Regions from separate parts of the Mus musculus genome. Here all the other regions are linked to region 2. The links are chromatin loops, found by intact Hi-C in ENCODE. Cell type or tissue: left cerebral cortex. All regions are shown on one strand. Region 1 overlaps Ube2e2 (ubiquitin-conjugating enzyme E2E 2). Region 2 holds the start of Rpl15 (ribosomal protein L15). Region 3 overlaps Ube2e2 (ubiquitin-conjugating enzyme E2E 2). Region 4 overlaps Nr1d2 (nuclear receptor subfamily 1, group D, member 2). Region 5 holds the start of Ube2e1 (ubiquitin-conjugating enzyme E2E 1). Region 6 overlaps Nr1d2 (nuclear receptor subfamily 1, group D, member 2).

What was found. A loop is a pair of places that touch in the nucleus more often than their neighbours do. Peaks named below come from ENCODE experiments on the same cell type or tissue, not always from the same donor. Only the 100,000 strongest peaks of a DNase experiment are listed, where the experiment ranks them.
Region 1: a loop joins it to region 2, with 4 times the contacts of the local background. A loop is called at or near these places in 3 of 42 quality-filtered maps.
Region 3: a loop joins it to region 2, with 7 times the contacts of the local background. A loop is called at or near these places in 3 of 42 quality-filtered maps.
Region 4: a loop joins it to region 2, with 2.8 times the contacts of the local background. A loop is called at or near these places in 13 of 42 quality-filtered maps.
Region 5: it touches region 2 in a loop (7-fold over the local background); 13 of 42 quality-filtered maps call a loop at or near these places.
Region 6: it touches region 2 in a loop (2.1-fold over the local background); 20 of 42 quality-filtered maps call a loop at or near these places.

What each region holds. Positions count from the first base shown.
Region 1 is chr14:18,888,216-18,892,215 of GRCm38, forward strand. It overlaps Ube2e2 (ubiquitin-conjugating enzyme E2E 2), which reads right to left. Exons shown (of 6, transcript NM_144839.2): 2 at 51-234. The coding sequence starts at 226. Among named protein-coding and RNA genes, the nearest start is that of Ube2e2, 3.6 kb to the right of the region's middle. In left cerebral cortex, no CTCF peak of the experiment used is centred here; DNase peaks (open chromatin) are centred at 558 and 1,562; H3K4me3 peaks cover 636 bases.
Region 2 is chr14:18,269,373-18,273,372 of GRCm38, forward strand. It overlaps Rpl15 (ribosomal protein L15), which reads right to left and starts at 1,614. Exons shown (of 4, transcript NM_025586.3): 1 at 1,587-1,614; 2 at 907-1,088; 3 at 535-671. The coding sequence starts at 1,078. Nkiras1 (NFKB inhibitor interacting Ras-like protein 1) reads left to right here and starts at 1,764. Exons shown (of 4, transcript NM_023526.4): 1 at 1,764-1,951. In left cerebral cortex, a CTCF peak has its summit at 1,625; DNase peaks (open chromatin) are centred at 1,741 and 2,515; H3K4me3 peaks cover 3,082 bases; H3K27ac peaks cover 1,419 bases.
Region 3 is chr14:18,880,687-18,884,686 of GRCm38, forward strand. The region is part of intron 2 of Ube2e2 (ubiquitin-conjugating enzyme E2E 2); the gene reads right to left. Among named protein-coding and RNA genes, the nearest start is that of Ube2e2, 11 kb to the right of the region's middle. In left cerebral cortex, no CTCF peak of the experiment used is centred here; no DNase peak of the experiment used is centred here.
Region 4 is chr14:18,209,024-18,213,023 of GRCm38, forward strand. It overlaps Nr1d2 (nuclear receptor subfamily 1, group D, member 2), which reads right to left. Exons shown (of 8, transcript NM_011584.4): 6 at 2,756-2,941. Among named protein-coding and RNA genes, the nearest start is that of Nr1d2, 28 kb to the right of the region's middle. In left cerebral cortex, a CTCF peak has its summit at 1,946 (motif pointing right); a DNase peak (open chromatin) is centred at 1,981.
Region 5 is chr14:18,328,603-18,332,602 of GRCm38, forward strand. Ube2e1 (ubiquitin-conjugating enzyme E2E 1) reads right to left here and starts at 3,242. Exons shown (of 6, transcript NM_009455.3): 1 at 3,085-3,242; 2 at 2,348-2,532. The coding sequence starts at 2,499. In left cerebral cortex, no CTCF peak of the experiment used is centred here; DNase peaks (open chromatin) are centred at 2,403 and 3,215; H3K4me3 peaks cover 1,591 bases; H3K27ac peaks cover 1,096 bases.
Region 6 is chr14:18,219,873-18,223,872 of GRCm38, forward strand. Nr1d2 (nuclear receptor subfamily 1, group D, member 2) reads right to left here. Exons shown (of 8, transcript NM_011584.4): 2 at 2,115-2,381; 3 at 96-184. Among named protein-coding and RNA genes, the nearest start is that of Nr1d2, 17 kb to the right of the region's middle. In left cerebral cortex, no CTCF peak of the experiment used is centred here; DNase peaks (open chromatin) are centred at 2,285, 2,764 and 3,516; H3K27ac peaks cover 203 bases.

The DNA.
Region 1 (4,000 bases), 620 kb after region 2:
CTAAGTACAAGGAAGGAAATTCAAATGAAGTGCTAACAACGGCTGGCTACCTTTTGGCACTGGTTGACAGTTTCGCGGCTGTCTTGCTGGATATCTTCCCCTCCTTTTTCTTAGGCTGAACTTGTTCTCGATCAGGTTCCTGCTGAACGCTCTCCCGCTGATCTCCATCAGAACTTCCTCCACTAGTGCTTGGACTGTCATCAACTCTCTGCGCCTCAGTGGACATCTTAGATCCTGGATTAAAGAATGGCATGTCATTTATTCTGCTGTGGTAGGGACTACAACAAGGTATGTTCATAATGAAGAGAAACAGAGCCCATGAAACAAAAGAAGTATAATTAGGTATAAAAATGAGAATTGCCCATTTATAGAACAAATAACTCTGGGGTTTGCTAAAACCTCTCTTCTCTGCATTCATGGAAAATTTAGAAACAAATGTTGGTAGCAATTTTATTCACAAGGCAGAAAGTAAAAACAATTCAAATGTTCTCTAATTGACGGGTAAAGCATGGTGCATCCACATGACAATATACCTCAGGCACAGAAACAAATGAAGTCTGGCATCTGCAAGCTTCAGCAGAAAGATCTTGAATCTTTATGCTAAGTGAGCGAAGCCAGCCAGAAGGACCAGACTGTACAAGCTCATTTGTAAGGAATGTCTAGACAGGTACATGGTGGGAATGTAGAGACAGTACAGGAAAGTGTTTTCTAATGGGCAGAAAGTTTCTACTGAGTGATAATAATATTCTTAAATTAACTAGTGCTTATAGTAGAAAAGCCTCGGAGTTCTGCTTTGCTTTGTACTGCTGAGGACTCAACTCAGGATCTTGGCATGATAGGCAGGTGCTGCCATTGAGCTACCTGCAATCCCTAGGCTAAGTTATACCTTTTAAGATGGCAGCCTTGGGGCTGGAGGGGCATTTTGGACAGTGCACACTCAGCAAAGTTCAACCGCCAGCATTTACAAAAATGGAGGGGGTTACTTTTATAAGGTAAATTATATCTCAAAAGAACTGGCACAAGATAAACCAGAAGGGGTTGGAGAGAGAGTTCAGGGGTTATGAAAACTGGCTGCTCTTCCAGAGAGACTGGAATCAATTCCTAACACACACATGGTAACTCACAATGGGCTATAGCTCCAGTTCCAGGTGATATGACACCCTCTCTGGCCTCCCTCGGCACCCAGGCATATATATGGTGCACGACATACATGCAAACAAACATCGATACACAGAATATAAAATAAGTATTTTAAATAGGGGGGGGGGGGGAGAGAAAGGACTGAGAGCCTAATTTTTATAGGCACTGGGAGAAGCATTTTGGGCTCAGCTATGAGATGTCCAGACAGGTAAAGAGACCTGCAAAGTGTCCTGACAAGTCGGTGTAAAAAGGCACAGGGCTGAGAGAGAGTGGTACTGCCACGCTAATATCCAATCAATACATCCTTAGAGCTGAGCCAAGCTTAAAATCCTCTAAGCTGGGAAATTGTTTTAAGTAACCTTTGTGATAACAGAACAGAAACCATGTGATCCTAAATAAGAACTGAAGCTTAGGAGGGTGTGGGCTCTGATCCAGCTCGACTAGGCAACCATGTTGCACAACAGATAGAGAGTGTACCGAGACACTGAAGGATTCCTTTTTTCCCAGTCTGGAGGAAATCTCCCTAGAGGTTCAGAATTCACTTTGCTTTGAGTTCATGCTCCTGGAGCAGCTCTGATGACTAACTCAATTCCCGTAATACTTTGATACCTAGGTAGCCGTTATAACCTAGATAGTGACACAAAAATGCACTGAGAAATGGATAGCCCTTCTCCAATCTCATTGTATTATAATCAGCCCCAGGTTGGTCCTTACTATCACATCCTGTATGACCTAACAAGCTGACAGACCTAGAATGAAACTGACAAAAGTCATGTTCAGACTCTACAGGGCCTCAAGTCACCAGTAATCACTTTGAGTATCATATAGCTTCAGCTCAGACATGCTTTTGAAAAACGAGACTGCCTGTGACTAGAGTCATCACCACCACCAGCACTACCACCACCACCACCACCATCAAGGGTAAAACACACATACATGGGGAAGGGAAGAGATAAAGAGAAAGAGTTTTATCCAAAGTCCTCTTGAAAAGGATCCATTTTGGTTACTCTTAAATTAAGACTGAAATAAAACTGTTGTTGACATGGTCAAGAGCAAACTTCAGTACACACAAAAAACAGACACTTCAAATACAATTTATTATTATCATTACCTAGTTCAAAGGCATGACCCAGTACTTCTGATCAACATTCATCACCATCAGCTCATCCTAGAGTTTATTCAAAACCATGGTAGCTTTTCTAAATGCAGGCCTTTAACAGACTGAAAGTTTTCTATGAGAAGCTTATAAGACAAATATGCACAGCACAGTACTGGAAGAAGCAGGAAGCACAGCGATAAAGCATCAACAGACACTACATATGACATGACCATCCTCATCCCTAGTCCCTTTGTTCATGACATCCAGTAAGTCTGTCCAAATAGCTCTCACACACTCACAGGACATTGAGACTGCTCTCCCTCTCTCTTGTAAGTGGAGAGCATCATTCCCCACGGCTAAGACACCTTTTATGAGCAATAAAGTCACTTAACAGAATACCGAAATTTTATGTCTCTATGTTTCATGTCTAGCTCTAAAAGCCTGAGTATATTTCTTGGGTTTTCTTATTTGACTTTAACATTCTTATTATTGGATTTAATATTTGTATTCTTTCTCAGCTTGCTTCTTTGAGTTAAAATATATCTAAAGTTAAAAACCTTGTAAGTATGTGCTATATAGCATGCTAGCTAAGCAGGCTTATGTATAAGCAGGGAAACAGAAAGAAGCATTCTTAGGATTAGATGCTCTCAAGGTAGGGTACTGTGAGCAAACTTTTAAGAGATGTGAAATCAGTGAGAAATTGTTCTATGTATCCTAAACCTGAGGCAATCCATCACATGGCAAACACAAGAACTCTAGAAAAGTAGTTGCCTTACACTGCAAGCACAGCTGTGACTGCTGTGTGCTGCATCAGTCATGAAGTGCACACATTTCAATACTCTTTTGTGCACACCTAGTAATGTGTAAACTATATAATACTGAATAGACTATGCAATGATGTAATGGGCCATAATCTGAAACTGAAATTTCCTCAACTACTTCAGAATACCAGAAGATTAAACTACTAAACTACTATTAAAGGTCTGGGGGTATGGCTCAGTTCTAGAGCCCTTGCCAAGCGTATATGTGAAGGCCTGGGCTCAACCAGAACACTTCCCCAGAAAGCAATTAAATGGCTAAACAGAAGCATAATTTCTCTAGTTTTACAGTTTAAAAAATTATTTCTATTTTTGATCTAAGATACCTTATCCGATCCAAATCTTTACGTACAAATGACAAATCCTCCTGAGAACACTGATAAGCATTATAAAACCATTTAGACAAAGGCTCTGTATCTCCTATTCAAATGTCAAGACTTAAGAGACTTTCTGCTGAGTGTTTTCTGAATCCTTGATTACAGAAAAAAGGGGACAACATGATTGTGTACTCTGGCACAATTAACTCTTATGAGAGGAAATCCTCTGCAGGTCACTCAAATGAACTATGTATAAAATTGGTGCCTTGTCTCTCTAAAGTAAAAATGAGTAGGTCCCTGAATTAAAACTTCTACATATTAACTTCTCTGGCATTTTAAAATTAATTCCTAAAGAGCTAATTCCCTAACCTAGAAGGAAGCTAAATTCCAGGGATCTAAACACAAATACATCCTCCAATGACAGTTTCAAAGATCTTAAGACACCTAAAGTGATATTTTTACTTCAGATTCAAGTAACCCTTAGTTTCTAACTAAATATAAACATATTACATTTAGGTATTTAAACACACTCATTCTTTTTGAGCTTTATTGACTATGTGCTCTGTGATGTCATCAGGCTCTGGAAATTCCCAGCACATAGTGAGTGAAATTAGCGTGTTTCAGAA
Region 2 (4,000 bases):
TAACTCTGGGTCATGAGACTGAAGCAGGCCAGGTCCCCACACACCTTAAGAATTAGACTAGCTTAAATGACAGACATGTAGACAAAAGCACATAACTTTTTTTCTCCCTAAAAACCAGACATGAAATTGAGTGCTGTCCTAGTCCCCTTCAGCAATAGGGATCAAGCCCATAACCCTATACATTAATTCAACAAATGAAAAAAAAAGTTCTAGCTTGTGGAAAGGGGGCTCCTACAACCATTTATCAACCTAAGAGTAACTGATCACAGAATATTAGCAATGTAAATAAAACAGAATGGCCCAAAATTTTACAGTCTTCCAAAAGCATAGGGTCTGTAGAAACTAGTCCAGAAACCCAAACCCCTTTCCGCACATCCTCAAGCAAAACAGTAACAATGAGTACCGATAGTGACTAAGTACAAAACAACTCCATCCCCACCTTATACCGAGGGAAACTCCACCGGCTTCCCCGTTTCTTCCTAGCCCACCATTCCTAATGGGTTGTCAAGACAATCGATACTCCCAACAACTCACCTCAGCAACAGACTGAAGGCTTCGGGCAAATTTCAGCTGGTTAACACCATGGTGGACAGGCTTGCCGTAAGTTGCACCCTTAGGAACTGGGCGTTTACGACCACCACGGCGGACACGAATCCTGTAAATGACATAGCCTACACAAACAAACAAAACAACCCAACCACCAATACGTTAGACTAAGTTAAGACTTTCCAATGCTTCCTTTTAATTACAAAGATAGACTATGTAGACTAAAGTATATCTGTAACCTATATCACATTTAGCATAGCTAAATCAGGCAGGTTTTTTGGGGGGGGGGGCACTTCCAAACTGAGGCCCGCCGACTTTTCTGGGAGTGTTATAGACCACCCACATCGTGACCTCACGCACCTTGCTTAGCCTTGTATCCCAGTCTTCGAGCTTTATCAGGCCGGGTGGGGCGGGGAGCCCTGTGCAGCGCAGAGAGCTGGCGGTATTGCCAACAGCGGACCCTCAGAAGAAAGCGCATCACGTCGGACTGCTTCTTCCTCCATAGCTCCTGGATGTACTTGTATGCACCCATCTTGGCTCACCTTTTGAGAGGAAGAAGCAAATCGAAAGAGCGATCGCTGTCAAGGACATTGACTACGGCCTCTCCATCCTTCCTGGAGCCCCACCGTCCACCGGGAATGAGAAGGGCTCTGCAGAGGCAGCAAGGCGCAGGGCCGGCTGGGCGGGACTGACTATTCCATACTCCCGGAGGCCGCCAGAACTGGCAGCAGGGTTATAACCGCCACCGCGAGTAAGACCAGGAGAGCTTCGTCCCACCCGGGCGGCCTGATGAGAGGCAAGCCGAGGCCACGCTTCCATCCCACGCCTCCTTCAGTCCCCGGCCCAGCTCGGATCCTGCCGCCATTGCGTCTCTCAAGCCTCCCGGACGGCGGCGTATTCGTACCCTCTCCACCCCGTATCCTCACTAGGCGCTCGTGCGAGGCAGAAACTCCGAGGCCGTAGGGTCGCCGGGGTCGGATGGCTGAAGACTAGCGCGATTCGCGACGGATAGACACACAAACACCACCCCGCCGCCCTACCTGATGGCTGCCGCCAGAGGAAAGGAAGAAGGCTTTCTCCCACAATCCCTTTTGTGGCTCCTCCTCCCACCCCGGCGACCCTCCTTCCGGTGGGGCATTGTAGCCGCACTGTGCCTCTTGGGGCTTGTAGTCCCGACATCCAACCTGGTGGGCGGAGTCAGGCTGGGACAGCCCGCCGCTTCCGGATGCTCTCCCAAGCTCTCAGCAGTGCTCCTGAGCTGCCAAGGCTGCGGAAAGTGAGAGGCGGCGAGTTTGCTTACGTCACGTCAAGGGGCCGGAGGAAGCAGGTCGGGGACCGGCTCCAGAGGGACGCCTTCGGACCGCGGTGACCTGCGTGCTGCTGTCTCACTGCCCTGCAGTGTCAGGTTGGTGTTTCCACCGGCGCCTCGCTCCGTGATCTCGGAGCACAGTGACCGCAGGACGGCCGTGACTTGGTCGTAGGCGAAGTGGTACGCGTGGACCTTGCGTGTCCTTAAGGCCGGCCAGGGACTTTGGACTTGCGCGAACCAGGCTAGTGGGTGGACTGTGGTGCCCGTCCCCCTCTGAATTTTCCGAGGTGCCCGGGGACTTGATTTTATAGGCGTTTTTAGGATAGCAAATTGTTCATTTGCCATGACCCGTTTCAGGAAGAAATGCTGGCATTCTGCACTGCGTTCTTTATTGAGAAGTAATGGTGTATTGGAGTTTTTGTAGTTCCAGAATTTTCTATTTTCATACAGTTGTGTGGTTTTAATAAACTACGCTTGTTTGTGGCAAAGGTTTTGGGAATCATGTTTACCTTTTCCATCAATCTGTGGCTCTTCTTATCTTTTAGAATAAATGGCAGCTTTAGCATTTTAAGAGTCCTCACCTGTCCTATTTAAAAATTCAACAGATGTATTGCTTAATATGCGTGGAGCTCAGTCTCAGCTGCTGGTGATGCAGCTCAGACAACATACAAGTTCTAGCCTTGGGAGCAAGCGTTAACACTATGCTATGTATTGCTTTTGATGCCAAGTGTAAAGGACACACATTGAAGGAGTGGAGGGGTATTGAGCGGTACAGTGTCTCAGCGTCCTGGCAAGTGGAGCCTGGACGAGGTGGGGTTGGGGTGCGGGGGGGGGGGGGGAGGGGCAGTAACTGACTTTTTTCTCTTTTAAGCACATCTGGTGGAGCTTGCAAGTTAGCATGGAGTGAAGGATATGAATTCTTTTAGGACAGTCTTCAAAAATTTTTTAACGTTTATTTTTAGGCTATGTGTGTTTATTTATGTGTGTTTACTTGGATGTATGTTTGTGCACGACCACCTTTGTACCTGGGGCCCACTGAGGTAGGTGGAAGTGGTTGAAAACTTCCATGTAGGTGCTAGGAACTGAACCCTGGGGGCTCTGCAAGAGCCGCCAGTGTTCTAATTGCTGAGCCTCCTGGATGATTTTTTTTTTTTTAATAATGCTGAAGAATAAATTACAAGTCTGTGAGTGTAGTTCAGTAGTAATGTGTTTCATTGATGTGCAGAGACACCATGACCAGGACAACTTTTATAAAGGAAAACATTTACTTTGGGGCTGGCTTACAGTTTCAGAGGTTTAGTCCATTATTATCATAGCAGGAAACATGGCAGCATGCAGGCAAACATGGTGCTGGAGAAGGAGCTGAGAGCTCTACATCTTGATCTACAGGCAGCAAAGAGAGGTGTGCCTCACTGGGCATAGTTTGAGCATGGTAGATCTCAAAGCCCACCCCCACCCCACAGTGACACTCTTCCTCTAACAAGGCCTTACCTCCTTTTTTTTTTTTTTTTTTTTTTTTCCATTTTTTATTAGGTATTTAGCTCATTTACATTTCCAATGCTATACCAAAAGTCCCCCTTACCCACCCACCCCCACTCCCCTACCCACCCACTCCCCCCCTTTGGCCCTGGCGTTCCCCTGTACCGGGGCACACAAAGTCTGCGTGTCCAATGGGCCTCTCTTTCCAGTGATGGCCGACTAGGCCATCTTTTGATACATATGCAGCTAGAGTCAAGAGCTCAGGGGTACTGGTTAGTTCATAATGTTGTTCCACCTATAGGGTTGAAGATCCCTTTAGCTCCTTGGGTACTTTCTCTAGCTCCTCCATTGGGAGCCCTGTGATCCATCCATTAGCTGACTGTGAGCATCCACTTCTGTGTTTGCTAGGCCCCGGCATAGTCTCACAAGAGACAGCTACATCTGGGTCCTTTCAGTAAAATCTTGCTAGTGTAAGGCCTTACCTCCTAATAGTACCTTTACTCTTTGGGTAAAAGATTGAAACACATGAGTCAGTGGGGCCATACTTATTCAAACCTCCACAATGTGCTTAGTAGTTAGGAATCAGAAACCAAACCTCAAGGTTTTAAGTTGGGGTACAGATCGCTGAGAGGAAGGGTTAAAAGACAATACAGAATACCAGGACTG
Region 3 (4,000 bases), 610 kb after region 2:
TAAGCATCATAAATGTTGGCCCTTGAAAATATAAAATTAATTATAGCTAATACATCTGCTCCTGGAGGGTTCTGCTGCTGGAGTGCTCACTTCTCCTGCAGAGACCTTGGTTCCTAGCTCCCAACACCCCACACCCAACGAGGTGGCTCACAAACATCTATTGCTCCAGTTTCCAAGGATGTGACACCTTAATCATGCCTCCCGAAGGGAAGCAAAACTTAAATTCATAAAACAAAAATCAATAAATTTTAAAACAAACAAAACAAAAAACCAGCTACAGTTCACTGTGGGTTAGCATGAAATAAATCACACAGTGAAACTATTAATATCTCCATTTTTCAAAGAGAGAACCAATAAATACTACAGAAGTGTGAAGGAAATAAAATTTAAATATCTTCTTTAGAGTATAAAGACAACCAATAGTGATTCTTTTAATTAAAAAGGTGAGATAAACTAATTAATCCTAATATTTTAGAGCAAGCTGTCAAATATATTATTTAATTAATATATTATTTAATTAATAAAACAATTATGTATAATTACATAAAAATAAGTTGTTCAGAGTTACGTAGAAAAATAAAAAATAAAAGAGTTAAAACCACAGACATATACAAGGCTTCTTCAAAAGCTAAGAGTGGAGAGACAGCTCATCTAGCTAGACAGAACACTAGCTGGTCTTCCAGAGGACCCCTAATTTGATTCCCAGCAATCCCATGATAGCTCACAGCTGTCTAAGACTGCAATCCAGGTGATCTGAGGACCTTTTTGGGCCCCCCTCTAGCACTAGGCATGCTTGTGGTATACTGACAAACATGCAGGCAAATTACTCATACACACAAAACAAAAATAAATATTAAAAAGAAATTAAAACTGCTGGGACTATCAGGGAAAGAAGGATGGCCAAAAACGTATTGCTCCCCATTAAAAAGGAAACTCCCACTATAGGTGATTTGTTATGAGAGATAAGTGACTTTTTACAATATTTATTTTGTTTTAAGTTATGTATATGCATGTATACCTGTATAAGTCGATGCACAGGTGTGCAGAGCCCTATGGAGAACATCCAATCCCTTACAGACACCATCTAGTTACAGTCAGTTGTAACTGTTGTGTGTGCTGAGAACCGAACTCGGATCTTTTCAGAAGAAGCCCAAGCTCTTCATGTTTGACCCACCTTTCCAGCTCCCAGGGGACATTTATAAACTGTTTGCAAAATTAGAAAAAGAAACATTCAAAGAGTACCCTTACCAACCAAAGATGCTTGAATCTCAGACAGAGGACAGTTATGGTGATCCTGAACTCCAAAGTGCTAAGATTACACGTTTGTACCAGCTGGAAACCAGTTTTAATCTAAAAGAACTTTATTGGGATTTTCAATTAAAAATACCAAAATAAGTATTTAATAAACCATAATTTCCTGTCAAAGAATTCCCCAAAAGAACCCACACTTCTCTCCCAGCCACTATGGTTACAAATTACTCATTTCAAAAAGTAATTTCCTGATAAACTCAACAACTCTAAGCAATAAGCCAATATATTACAATATATTTTGAACTACTGTTACCTTATCAAGGCTGTTTCTCTAGACAGAAAGGATTATAGAAAGAATTGCCATTTAAATAATTGTAAGGTGTCCTAGTGAATTAAATGACAGCAATTCTAAAATTCTCCAAAACCTGTAATCGTGGTATGTATTACATTTCTGTCTTGAGTAAGGAAGACAGCTAGTACTGTCCCTAGGCTGAGGAAAAAAAGGAAAAAGTATCAATACTTCACCCTTAGAGTGTACCTGTCACATGATAGTCTTAGGCCACTAAGAGTAAATTAAGCCCCTCACAGGCTGTAGCACTTGGAGAGTGGGCCCCGTGCCTTGACTGGGCAGCAGAGTGGAGCTGGCTCTTGAGGTGTGGGTGCAGGCAAGCCAGCCCAGAGTGCATGAGAACCTGAGACCTGACCCTGACTCCAGCCAATGGTGGAACTGCATGGCCTAGCCAGAGCAGTGCTGGACAGCTCACCTTGGTGTTGTAGATAAGGGAGGACTGGTACACTGACCAGTTCAGCTACCATCCAGGCCCAGATGTAGGACTCTGAGTTGACCCACCCTAAAATCTTTATCATCTGAGAACAGTTGAGATGCAGGAAAGGGCCAGTCCTGCTGTTCCAAAGCTGCAAGATCTCCATGACACAGGTCAACAACAAGATAACCAAAGGAGTCCTGGTCCTCACCAATACAATATTGATGGTGTCACAGAAGCCAGAAACCTCAAACCAGAGACCAATGACTCACTGTAATGACATTGGAAAGTATGTGGACAGAGGGATATAGCATGGGACACACTGTGACATACTACAGCTTTCATGATGAGATGTTTTTCTATGCTTTGTTTTTTTGTTTTGTGTGTGTGTGTGTTTTACTTTGGAGGGCAGTTGCAAAAGCAAAGGACAGATATGAGAGAACAGGGAGATAAACACAACAGGAGTGCATAATAGGAAACTCACAACAGGAAACTCACAATAGGAAAGGTTAAAATAAATAAATAACCCCCTCCCCAATAAAAGAGTGAATTAAACAAATCACACAGAATTCTCAGCTACTGCTTTATCTGTCCTCATTTTCAGGATAAGACTGGTTACTATACACAAGCAAGAAGAAAGAATGAGACACTTATATTCCAAGGCAAATTAAAAGGTGACTTTTTAACAGACAATTGTTTCAGCCATAAACCATCAAGATAACTGACTATTTCCAATTCCCATCATCCAATATGACATAACACCCAATTCAGTGATACACAGTTAGTAAATGTACACACTTCCCTGGAGATTCAGGAGCAATGATCACATGTTTGCCTGTTTACCTGGCTTAACATAAAGCTGTGTCGAAGGAGTGCATGATCTGAGCACAGTCAGTGCTTCAAAATAAAATAAAATAAAATAAAATAAAATAAAATAAAATAAAGGTATGCAAAGTGGGTGCTTGTCAGTCATAATTTATTCAGACTCAACAGGATGGGAGATATATGAACACACTTCAGAAAATTGAAGCAGTGTAACACACACAAATCTTCCGTTATAGAAAGTTTACTCACTCACTCACCCAGGTCTCAGCACAGCAAGAACGTGGGCATGAAGCAGGAGGAACTAGAACTTTAGCTACTAAGATCTTTCTTTACACCTGTACTTTTTTCTCCCTCCCTATTCTTTTCCCCTTCCTCCTTACCTTCCTTCCTCCTCTCTCCCTCCCTTGTCTTCTTCCTCCTCCTAATGTTTTATTTTAGACAAATTCTCACTGTGTAGCCCTAGAAGGCCTTCAACTCACAGATATCCATCTACCTGCCTCCCAATGATGAACCTTATTTCTATTTTTGTTTATGCCCATGTATATGTATGCCGTGAACAGGCCAGTTGAAGATGTCAGATTCCCTGAAGCTAGAGATACATGTGGTTGTGAGCAGCCTGATATGAGTTCTGGGACTCTCTTAACTGCTAAGCAATCCTTCCAGTTCCCACATCTAGACTTTCTATATCCCCACAGACTGCATGCCTTAAGACACATCAGCACTCCTAACCAACTAAACATTTCCTTCCCAAGAATTCTCAAGAAAGCATCACATTAATTTTATTGCATATTTTTAATGGCAAAAGAGTCTCTAGAAAAAAACTTTCTAGTGCACATAAGCCTAGAATTCTGAATGCTGATAAGTACCACACACCTGTCATTTTAAGAGACCACTGATTTAAAATACATCATTAATTAAGTGTGAGCATCAACTGTAAAATGCTTGCTGACTCCAAAACACTGAAAAGTTTTAAAATACACTCTTCAAGAAAAAAAAAACACAGTTATTACAAGCAAACTTCATTGAGTTCATCATAGAACGGAAAACCACATTAGAACAACTGAAATCCACCTTTCAGCCTAACAAAACCATGAAGTTGAAAACCAAATACTCTTCCTAAATTGGCACTTCACTGAAATCTCACTAACATTATAATATCA
Region 4 (4,000 bases), 60 kb before region 2:
GAGAATCATTCAGAAGGGGAAACTAAATAATCAACAGAGGTGGATGGAGAGAGGGAACAGGGTAGGAGATGGGTTAAGGAGGGGAACAGGGATGGCAATCAGGGTGTGGGGAGACAAGGGGCAGGAGAGGGCTGAGAGTAAGACTGGCAATCGGGGTGGGGGGCATCTCTGGTGACTAGCTGGATGTCTGGATGAGAAGGGGAGGTATAGGGAATCTATGAGATGAACCCTAGCTGAGACTCCTACCAGAGGGGAATATAGAGACTGAAATAACCCCCTTCTGTAGCCAGGCAGGACCTTCCAAAGGAGGGAAGGGGACATCAATCTACCCATAAAACCTTCAACCCCAAATTTATCTTCTATTTAAAATGTACAGGGATAAAAATGGAGCAGAGACTGAAGGAACAGTTAACTTGAATAGTTAATGACTACCCCAACTCGAGACCCATCCCATGTAAGAGAGCCAACCCGACACTATTCATGATACTTTGCTATGCTTACAGAGAGGAACCTAGCATAACTGTCTCCTGAGAGGCTTTCTTCAGCAGCAAAGGAAGACAAATGCAGAGACCCACAGTCAAACATAAAGCAAAGTTCTGGGAGTCTTGTGGAAGAGTAAGAGAAAGAACTGAGCAAGTCAGAGGGGTCAAGGACACCACAGAGAGACCCACAGAATTAATTAACCTGGGACCGTGGGGACTCATAAAGCCTGGGCCATCAACCAAGGGAGCATGCAGGAGCTGAACCTAGACCCTCTACACATTTGTAGCAAATGTGCAGCTTGGTCTTCATGTGAGTTCCCTAACTAGTGGAGTAGGGGCTGTCTTGATCTCTGTTCCCTGCCACTGGATTCCCTTCCACCAACCTGAACTGCCTGGTTGGGCCCACTAGAAGAGGATGTGTGCCCAGTCCTGCTGGAAGTAGTTGTTGGGAGTGGGGGGCAGGAAGGAGTGATATGCAAGGGTGATTCCCCTTCGGGGCAATGGGGAGACTGATTTGTTAGGGAGGGACTGGGAAGAGGGCAGTGTGCTGTGATCAAGATATAAAAAGAATATTATTGGGGGAAAAATGGGTCTAGCCAAAGAAATTCATGAAAAGCATATTTTAGGTGTCTATGGTGTAAGACAAGTTCTATTTCAGTCATCACAACGCAGACTGTTGCTCAGGCCACATCCAAGATTGTATCGCATCACAGCACAAGACTGCTGCTCAGTCCACATCAGTTTTAACTGATCGTACCACAGGACTGCAGCATGCGTCCACACTCTATCTGTGACATCAATGTTGTCTGGATGCCTCTCTTACATCTGAAACTGCACTGGGCAACACGATCTTCTACAATGCCTCAAACAAAAGTGGCCTGCCCAGACAACCCAAAAGGAAGTGAATCTCCTCTGATAATGGTGCAAATTCCTTTGAAGCACAATCACAGGGTGGAAAGAACATCCTAGACATAACATACCAGTCACCTCTGGGCAAGAATTACCTTTCCCAAAACAGATGGACTGCATCAGCCTCTGACTTGAACCCGCAGACGTGAAAAGCTAAGTTTCATTGTATTCCTTTAAACTGAAAGGCCCAGCTGTTGCTCAATTATTCTAGGGATGGTTTATTACTAAAATAGTACTTCTCTGTTCTAGTTCAGATAGTCCAGGTAGCAGAGGCTTCTGTGGCACATGTGAAAATTGGGTAAGGAAGAAGAAATGAGACCTAGGAGAATGCACAAAGACTAGAGGTTTCTCTAGCCAGGCACATTCTATGAAGGCCAGCACTTAACACCAAGAGTACCTGATAGTTTAAATCTGTACGACTCATCGGGGGAAAGAGCCTAATACGTTTGATTCCTTCTCAAACTGCTCAGAGTTTAAAGGTCTGGCCACAAGATGTTCACCTATTACTGTCCCCTCAAATTTCAGAGCTGTGTGTAAGTGACCTCTAAGTCACCACTGGGAGGCAGCAATTGACCAGCCCACCTATACAAGGGGCAGCCATGGCAGTCCAAGCACAGGCACAAAGCATCTCTTCAAGAGAAGCTGGGATGAAAAAAGGGAAAAAGCAGTGGCAGAAGGATGACACAGTGGCACACCCCAAACTCAGGAGGACACAGCAACACACCCCAAACTCATCAACTGGGAGAGAACTTGGAATTGAGGCAATCTGGACTACTCAAAACCTTATCTTAAAAGCAGTGACTGAGGACAAGCTGCCAAGGATCTGAGGAGAAAGGGCAGCATAGAGATGTCTACTGAGTCGCTGAATATTCTATATTCTCGTAAAGTAAAAACCATTTGCCAGTCTCCTTTCTTGGGTTTTGGGGGTACTTACTTTTGCTTGTTTTGGAAACACAGGATTTCACTATGTAGCCCTGGCTTGCCTGGAACTCAGATTCACCTGCCTCTACCTCCTAAAAGCTAGGCCTAAAGGCATGCACCACCATGCCACACACAACCCACTCTCCTTATTTATTCTGTATTCAATATAGTAAACATTAGACTCAGCTTTTGGGTATCTAACACTAAGCAAAAACCAATACATCTACACCTGAAACTACCGGCAGAACCTGTAACTTACATGCTGGGGTCACAGAATTGAACACTCTAGTCGCAAGTAGCTCAATGTACCTGTCCCTCCCTTCTTGGAATTCTGTGATAGTTACTGTTTTGTTAGAGACTCTGAACCATCAACATTTATTTAGAAAAGAAAAAAGAATTAAGTACATGGCTTTGCATCAACAATCAGGATAAATAAAACTTACCTCAAAAGTCCCAGCTTTTAACAGATTGACCTGATCATGCTGAGACAGATCTCGGAAGCCAGGAATCCTCTTTGCAAATTCCACCACCTCTTTTACTGCTGGGGTAAAACTCATTGAAAATTCTTCCCAGATTTCATGTCCAGACTTCTGAGGGTCCACATATGGAGACTTGCTCATAGGACACACCTAATTTACAAGAAATAGAAAAACTCTTAAATTTTGAAGAGTGGCAAAAAATTCCAAAGTGTCACCTCGATTATGAGAAACCACAACATGAAATAACTCCTAACTCAAGTAAGGCCTTCCATCACTTTCTGTAAATACATCTTACCTCAAAACAGGAATTCTCACCATAGTAAATACAATTAGATTATCTTCAATGTACATAAGAAAATGTGTGAGTTCTCACCAATGAAGTGGGTAAATATTTTAAAATGGAGGCTTTACAAATCACATATTCAACCATAGAGATGGCTTAGCTCTTGTAGTTCAGTTCCCAGCACACTCATCAGTGGCCTATTAACTGCAGTTTCAGGGGCCTCCTTCAGCACCTTCACACATGTGTACACACCCACACTCACACATGCACATAATTAAAATTAAAATAGCCAGATGTGGTGGCACATGAGTTTAATCTCAGCACAAGGGAGGAAAAGGCATGAGGATCTCTGAGTTCAAAACCAACTGGTACTCACATTTAGTTTAAGATCAACAGAAGTATGTAGTAAGACCCTATCTCAAAACAAAAAGCAACAATAATAAAATTTAAAATAAAATAGAAACACATATCCTATACACTTAAATGACCTTGTAAAGCTTTAATCCCAGTACTAGGGAAGCAGAGACAGAAAGATCTCTGTGAGTACCAGGCCAGGCATGAGTACATGAGACCCTGTCTCCAATGTGCTTTTAAAAGCCTTATGACAAGTTAATTGAAACAGCTATGGACCTACTGTAAGAGGTAACCTAGGCAAACACTGCATAAACAAGAACTTGAGAACCCTCTTAAATGGGCAACAGCTGCCACCTTACACACATGTGCAGGGTCTTGACCACCTTACATGCATGTGCAGGGCCTTGACTTTTGAAAACAGATCTCTTTCTCACCCTGGTTATTATGGTCAATTATAATCAATAATCTTTGTCTTTTCTCTGCTAGTAGATGAAATCCATAGTCTTTTGGCACAAGCAAAACAAGAGCTCCACTACAAAAGCTGCACCTTAGTCCATAATTACCCTTTCTTA
Region 5 (4,000 bases), 59 kb after region 2:
AGAAATCCGCCTGCCTCTGCCTCCCAATTGCCTTTTGATGTTAACCTTAGCTTTCCTTTAACACAAATAGCCACTCTTTCAACAAGGAATCTACAAGTCTAAATCTGTTGCACTAAAAGGCACATACTGCATGTTGGCTCCATTTCCCGCCTGCCATTTCTACTTTAATGTTTCTTTACCAGCTGTTTCTGAGTGGCCTCTCATAGGCCAGGCTGACAAGGAATGCCATGATTGTTCTTCACTCCCAAAGGTTTTCTGAGGGTAGGAACTTCTCCAGTCAACACTCAGTTTGTTTTTCTTTTTACTGGAGAAAAAGGTCCAGCTAAAAATCAGCAGGGTTCAGTGCATTATAGTTGGCTTCTTCTGACCCTCAATATCCTTAGAAAGGAAAACTCTGAATTGACCTACCTGGCTTACCATGACCATGACCATGACCATTATTACCATTACTCCTGGGCTTACCATTCTTGATGATGTTTCAAGCCTGCTAGGCCAGTACACTACTATCCAAGCTATCAAATAGTTTTACATGTTTTTGTTTGGCATTTTGTTCATGAGACAGACTCTCATGGAACTCACTTTGAACTCACAGGACATCTATCTGTCTGTTTCTGTTTCCAAGGGCTGAGCTGACAAAAGGCCTGTACTACTATGCCCAGAACTAAGTTTCTAAGTTCCTTAAGCATACACAAGCTGTGTCTATGGGAAAATCTATTTATTTGTACTATACTGACAAAAAGAAAACTACTTTGTATACCTGTCCATTTTCTCCTTATGTCTAGCACAACGTAAAAGCCCCAGTGACATCACAGCTAATGTCCTGCACTGGGGCAGGAGTGACATCACAGCTAATGTCCTGCACTGGGGCAGGAGTGACATCACAGCTAATGTCCTGCACTGGGGCAGGAGTGACATCACAGCTAATGTCCTGCACTGGGGCAGGAGTGACATCACAGCTAATGTCCTGCACTGGGGCAGGAGTGACATCACAGCTAATGTCCTGCACTGGGGCAGGACAGGTCAAAAGTAGAACAGAGAGCTCAAGGCCGGGGTTGATCAAGAAAGGCCATCCTGAGCAAGAAGGATAGAATCTAGGTTCTGGGAGATTCACAGGGGTTCATCAAAGACCCTGGAGAGACTGAGATATAATCAGACCACTGAAACTGATAACAGTTTTACCAAAGCATCAACCATCTCTCCAGACCTCAACAGCAACCATTTAAAATGACCTGAAGTTACTCTATCAGTCCAGTTAGCTCACTAAGACAGCATACCAAGTTTCTGAATTTCAGTTCAGGGAAAACAACAGAACAAACTGACAATCTTTGAGTTCCAGGCTCACTACTCAGCAGAGAGACCCGAAGCCATTTAGACCTTCCATTTCATTTAAAATTCTTTAAAGAATGCCATTCCCCAGCAGCCGAGTTTCTGTTCCTTACTATGGCCAACCATCTCAACAAAAAAAGGGGGTATGAAAGGAGAGGAGAGGCAGGCTCCCAGGTATCTACTAGAGATTATTTTAAGGAACACAGGATCAGAGAATGTGACTTAAGGTTGACAGAGGTAAATTATCCACCTGGTTTTTTTTACACAAGAGAGAGATTATCGCTGGGTGAACTAAGTGGCTCACTTCTGTAACAATCAAGAGGCTGAGATAGAAGTGCTAAGTTCAAGGCCAGCTTGGGCCAAAAGAGACCTTGTCTAGTAAAACAAGTCTTTCTGAAAAGTGTCAAACTGAAGTTTTTAAACAGAAAAGAAAAAAAAAATCCAAAAATAACTGAAATAATTTTACAGTTATTCACTGATTCTTTCATCTCCCTTAACTCTCCAAACAGGCAAAGGTTCTTCAAATTCTGCCAGAAAACATGACATTCTTTTAACCGCTAATGAGAGTTAGTTATTCCTTAAGCGATGTATGGAGAAAACCCTATTCAGAAAACACCACCCCTGCAACAGGTGAAGAGGAAGAAAGATGGTCAGAACTAGTTTTAACAGAGTTGCCCAGGAAGGTACTCTTAATAATGAAGTATGATGACAGCCTCCGGGAAGTCAGAGATTCGTGATTACTAGGATGAAGACTCTGAAATCACATTGGGAGTCACTCATAAAAGTAATGAGGATTCTTGAAACTTCAACAAGAAACGGACGAGGCCAACCACAACTCCTGCATATGGACGAGGGCACTAACAAAACCAGAAGCAGCGAGCAGTAGAGAAAACAGGTGGGACTCCCATGCCCCATTTTCCTGCCTGAGAACTCACGAGAACGTCGTTGAAGCCTCCCTCCCTGACATGCAGCACGAGGCCACTGGGAAGCTCGGATGCCTGTGGAGAAAGGAGTGGGATACCTCTTAGCGCTGGTGGAGAGAAGCTTCGAATTTTTGCTCATGCTGACTTTACTCTCCTTCTTCTTGGGGGTGCTGCCTTCTTTCTCGGTCTGCTGGTTGGAGGACGAAGATGACGAGGAGCTGGTGCTGGCCCTCGAATCGTCATCCGACATAGCGAACCCCCCACCCCACCCCGCGAACGGCCCCTGCAGGGGGAGGAAACAAAACAGAAACACAGACCATGCAGGCGCTGCAAAGAGGGAAGGAACTCCGCTGTCAGGAGGGCGCGGGCCGGGCCGCCCCCGCTGCCTGCAGAGGCTCGGGGCCCACCGCCGCACCGGCCGAAGAGACACGGGGGCCACGATCGCGCGGGGGCGGCCCGGGGAGGGCCGGGAGCCGCCGCCGCGGTCCCCCAGGCCTCCCGGCGTCCGCTCGAGTTTGGCGAGGTCGGGACGAGCCGAGCAGCGAGAGTGGGTGAGCAAGCCGAGCGTGGGCCGCGTGGGCCGCGGGGACACGGCTCCTGGCCAGGCCGGGCCACGCGGGGCTGCGCTCGCAGGCCGACGCGCACAATGCGCCCCGGGCGGGCGGGTCCCCGCGGGGACCGGGCCGCTCTGACAGTTCGCGCGGCCCCCGCCGCCCGGGCCCGCCACGCCATCCCGGTCGCCCGGCCCTGCTGCCCGCGGCCCGGCGGTGCCGCCCGTCCCCCGGCCCCGCGGCCCCAGGCCCCGCGGCCCGCCCGCCCTGAGGGGCCCCCGCACCTCTCTTTGTGTCTGGCTGCTCCGTGCCGCCGCCGCGGCTGCTGCTGCGGCTGCGACTGGGCCTGGCCACTCGTGTCTCGCTCTCACTGGGAGAGAAGCGGAAGTGCAGCAACAGCAACTATTAACCAGGCAATGGCTTCCCCGGCCGCACACGCTCCGCGCCACTCCTCCTCTCCGCCCCGCCCCGCGCCCCTCCCCCGCCGCACCTGGGGGCCGCGGCCCGGGAGCCCCGAGCGACCCCGGCTTGGCCTGGGGACGCCGCGCCGGGCGGAGCCGAGGCAACCGGGCGGGATTGGGGGCCACTGGGGCAGGTGGAGCCCGGGGTGACCAGGGGAAGTTCTTCCCAGGAGGGCTTTGGGAAAAGGCTGGGGAGTGAGGGGGCCGGTGTGGGGAAAAGATGGTACTCTCCTGGCGAGGACTTTGACTCCTCCCCAAAAGTGATTCGTTTGAAAAGAAAGAATGGAAGAAAAGAAGAGAAGAGAAGAGAAGAGAAGAGAAGAGAAGAGAAGAGAAGAGAAGAGAAGAGAAGAGAAGAGGAGAGAAAAGGAGAGAAAAGGAGAAAGGAAAGGAAAAGAGGAAAGGAGAAAGGAAAGGAAAAGAAAAGAGGAAAGGAGAAACGAAAGGAAAGGAAAGGAAAGGAAAGGAAAGGAAAGGGGGAAAAGGAAAGGAAAAAGGAAAGGGAAGGAAAAAGGAAAGGAAAGAGAAGGAAAAAGGAAAGGAAAGGAAAGGAAAGGAAAGGAAAGGAAAGGAAAGGAAAGGAAAGGAAAGGAAAAGACCCCTAACAGGTTTTTCCTTTGAGCTGATGACACTTGTTCCTCCCTCTGGCAATTACGTGCTTGGAGCAGAGGTCACGCCTGTGAGAAAAAACCCAGACTGGGATTCTGTTCAGGACACCAGGCATGTGCAATTTTATACT
Region 6 (4,000 bases), 50 kb before region 2:
CCCCCTTCTAAATAAGCTGTGGACACTCACAAACCTAACCCACTTTCTTTACTCCCAGAATTAGATAAGTAGTAAGAAATAAAAGCTTTTTTTACCTTACAGCCTTCACAAGCATGAACTCCATAGTGGAATCCTGATGCCACATCCCCACAGACTTTACACAGTAGAACCATGCCACTAAATTCTAGGGCATAAGGAGACAGAAAATAAAAAGCTGGGATAATCACTCAAGTGCTTTTTCCAATTGAATCTTTTATCTCATTCAATTTGCAAGTGCTTTGAAACAATACACTTACACACAGAAGAAAATAATCTCTTCCTTTCTCCCCCCACTCCCACAGAGACCCTTGCCCACACCAGGCAAGTGCACCAAACTGCAGCCTTTTCATTTTTTGACAATTTTAAGCAAATTTTTGTAAATCTGTAGTTACCTGATACCAGACATGCAACAAGAACTTAAAAAAAAAAAATCTAGATAAAAAATTAAGAATTCAAGCAGAGAAATCAATAGAAAATGCAGGAATGGTGATGGCTGAAGAGATAGCTCAACGATTAAGAATATTTTCAGAAGACCAGGGTTTAGTTCCCAGCACCCATGTGATAGCTAACAACAGCATGGAACTCAGTCCCACCTAATCAGGTCTCCAAGAACACCTACACACATGGTTCACATATATTCTTCCAGGCTCACACACATACACATAAATTTAAAAAAGCAAGTAAGTAAATAAATCTTTTCCAAAAAAAAATGAAAAGAGAAAGAAATGTAGGAGACTGGAGCGATGACTGAGCGATTAAGAACACTGACTGCTCTTCCGGAGGTCCTGAGTTCAATTCCCAGCAACTATATGGTAGCTCACAACCATCTGTAATAGGATCTGATGCCCTCTTCTGGAGTGTCTGAAGACAGCTACAGTGTACTCATATAGATAAAATAAATAAATAAATCTAAAAAAGAAAAGAAAGGAAAGGAAAGGAAAGGAAAGGGAAGGGAAGGGAAGGGAAGGGAAGGGAAGGGAAGGGAAGGGAAGGGAAGGGAAGGGAAGGGAAGGGAAGGGAAGGGAAGGGAAGGGAAGGGAAGGGAAGGGAAGGGAAGGGAAGGGAAGGGAAGGGAAGGGAAGGGAAGGGAAGGGAAAGGAAAGGAAAGGAAAGGAAAGGAAAGGAAAGGAAAGGAAAGGAAAGGAAAGGAAAGGAAAGGAAAGGAAAGGAAAGGAAAGGAAAATGTAAAGAAGGCTTTAGGTATAATTATTGAAGAGTGCTTGCGTAGTGAACATGAGGCCTGAGCTCAATCCCCAGCATCACAAAGAAAAATGGTGCAAAGGTTTTGAGCTGTGCTGCTTCAAATCAACAAGAGATGGACAAGGTCCATGCCTTTTTTACCTGCCCCACTAAACCTGTTCCACCCACACTTGCTCAGATAAACTGCTTCACTGATCAGTGCCATCCTGCTTGGGTTTCCTAATCCCAAATGTTCCCAACTCCTGCTTCATGAAAGTAAACCCATCCCACAACCAGCAAACACTACCACAGAGACTATGCTCAGTACTAGGAGTCTGGTAGAAAGGCCCCTCTGTAAGTGTGTGGTAAAGGGAAGATGAAACACAGTTGGGCCACTGTGATGGTTTGAATATGCTTGGGCCAGGGAGTAACACTAATAGGAGGTATGGCCTTGTTGGAATAGGTGTTGTCACTGTGGGCGTGGGCTTTAATACCCTAGTTCAAACTGCCTGGAAGCCAGTAATCTGCTACCAGCCTTCAGATGAAGATGTAGAACTCTCAGATCCTCTTGCACCATACCTGCCTGCATGCTGCCATGTTCCCACCTTGATGATACTGAACTGAACCTCTGAACCTATAAGCCAACCCCAATTAAATGTTGTCCTTTATAAGACTTGCCTTGGTCATGGTGTCTGCTCACAGCAGTAAAACCCTAACATAGGACCACATAACAGCCAGCCCCTGACAGAAACTTCTAAAGGCATCACTGATACTTTGCCTCATGACTGACCATGGTTACCAGAGGGAGAATATAGTAGTATGACACCAAGTAACAAGCCTGGGACATAAAGGCCATCTGCATTAGTGACAATAATATAAAATACTAATGGACTTACTTGTCATTCCACTGTGACTCTTAGTCATGCCAGGAGCACTGGTTTTGCCTGTTTTCACAGGACAATCTGTGCGGTCACTCTTCAGAACACCATCGATGCTAGAGATATCAGCGTTCTTGGGATTGCCGTTGGCATCACAGTTAGAGCTATTTGGAGAAGATGGAACAGACGAGGACGAGGACTGGAAGCTATTCTCAGAACCCTCACTGTGACAAGAGGCAGGGCTGGAGGCAGAGCTAGAGGAACTGATGTAGGCAATCACACCTCCTAGAAAATAGTGCAAGTAGACATATACAAAATGATGCATGTATCTGATTTTACTCAGATAAATATACTACTTTACTGAATTGTTAGAAATGTCACTAATTTCAGAAACAAAAAGTGATTGACACTACTTTTGTTTACACCAAAAGATTCTTTATGTGTCATATTACTCCCTCTACAAAGTTCAAAGTTATGTTATATCCCACTGATATCACAATGATAAAACCTTCAGTAATTTGTCTGTCATAAGAACACACAGACCTAAGTCTTTCCATTTTCTAACTTGAGTACATTCCTGGCTCACACCAGCAAACTACACACACAAAACCTGCACTGGTCCTCAGCCTCCCCATTATTCCAGAGCTGGCTTCCTTGGCACTGAGCTGAGACACATGCTAACGGGGAACAGGGATTTCATTTGGAACAGCAGACAAATTCTCCCAAGCTTGCTGCTCTGACACTCCCTGAAGACAGGACTCTGCAGTGAGTCCAGAGCCCACTTCCTTCTAGGACCCACCCATCACAGCACTTGTACACCCATCTCTGTGCAGACACACTATGTGTCTTCCTAACATAGTTACAGGCCACATTAAAGAGTGGCAGAAGACATACAACTGTACAAGAACAACATTAAGGTAGAAGATAACCCTATCTACCAGAGGCCCAAAACACAACAGTAAGTTAACTGAAGTAACCTCCACAACCCCTATGCAAACTCGCCTGGCCTCTGCAAAGCTGTATTCTTCTCTGGATGAGAAATAGTGTTTAAAATCGTTGTTAAGAGTATAATTTTAAGCTTCTTGCCTTAAAGAGATAAAATGCTACAAGACTAACACCAAGGCCAAACTTATAATTTTCCCAAATAAGTAATTCTTATTTCCCAGACCAAATAAGTTATTTTTCTCTCCTCTGCCAAGGTCCGCTGTGCTTCTGCCCCCATCATCAAACACTCACTGGTTCCTCGATGAACAGCAGACACAAGAGACAATGGTCACCTTTCTCCAGCACTATAGGCACCTACCATCTGCCTGCATCCACCAATTTTTCCACTAGCCACAAGCAAACGGCAATACTGCAATTCTCAGCACACTTTATAGGGATGAAGCCTACCCCCACCACATACTTTTAACATCTATTTCTGCCTTTGTGAAATACACATTGACTAACAGATTCCAAGCACTGTGAAATATAAGCAGGAAGCCTGGGGGCTCCAGACAACAGTCTAGATGATGGTGAACATAAGGAGCTGGAGAATATCAAGCGCAATGCAATGAGAGTATTAACTTGAAAATAAAAATTGTAGGAGATAAAGATATGGCTCAGTGATAGTGCACTAGAATGGATGAGACCCTGGGTTCAATCCTCAATACTAATAAAAAAGGAAAAAAATGTCTTAAAGATAATAACTCTTTGGCCCAATTTTTGTAAAGATGGGATCTGTGTTTAAAAATATAAGAGGTAGAAGAAGGCTTCATAGGCACAGGCTTGTGCCACATGTGAGGACCAGAGTTCAGATCTCCAGAACCCAGATAAGAAGACAGGTAGAAAAAGCTGGGGCCGAGCGTGGTGGCACACGCCTTTAATCCCAGCACTTGGGAGGCAGAGGCAGGTGGATTTCTGAG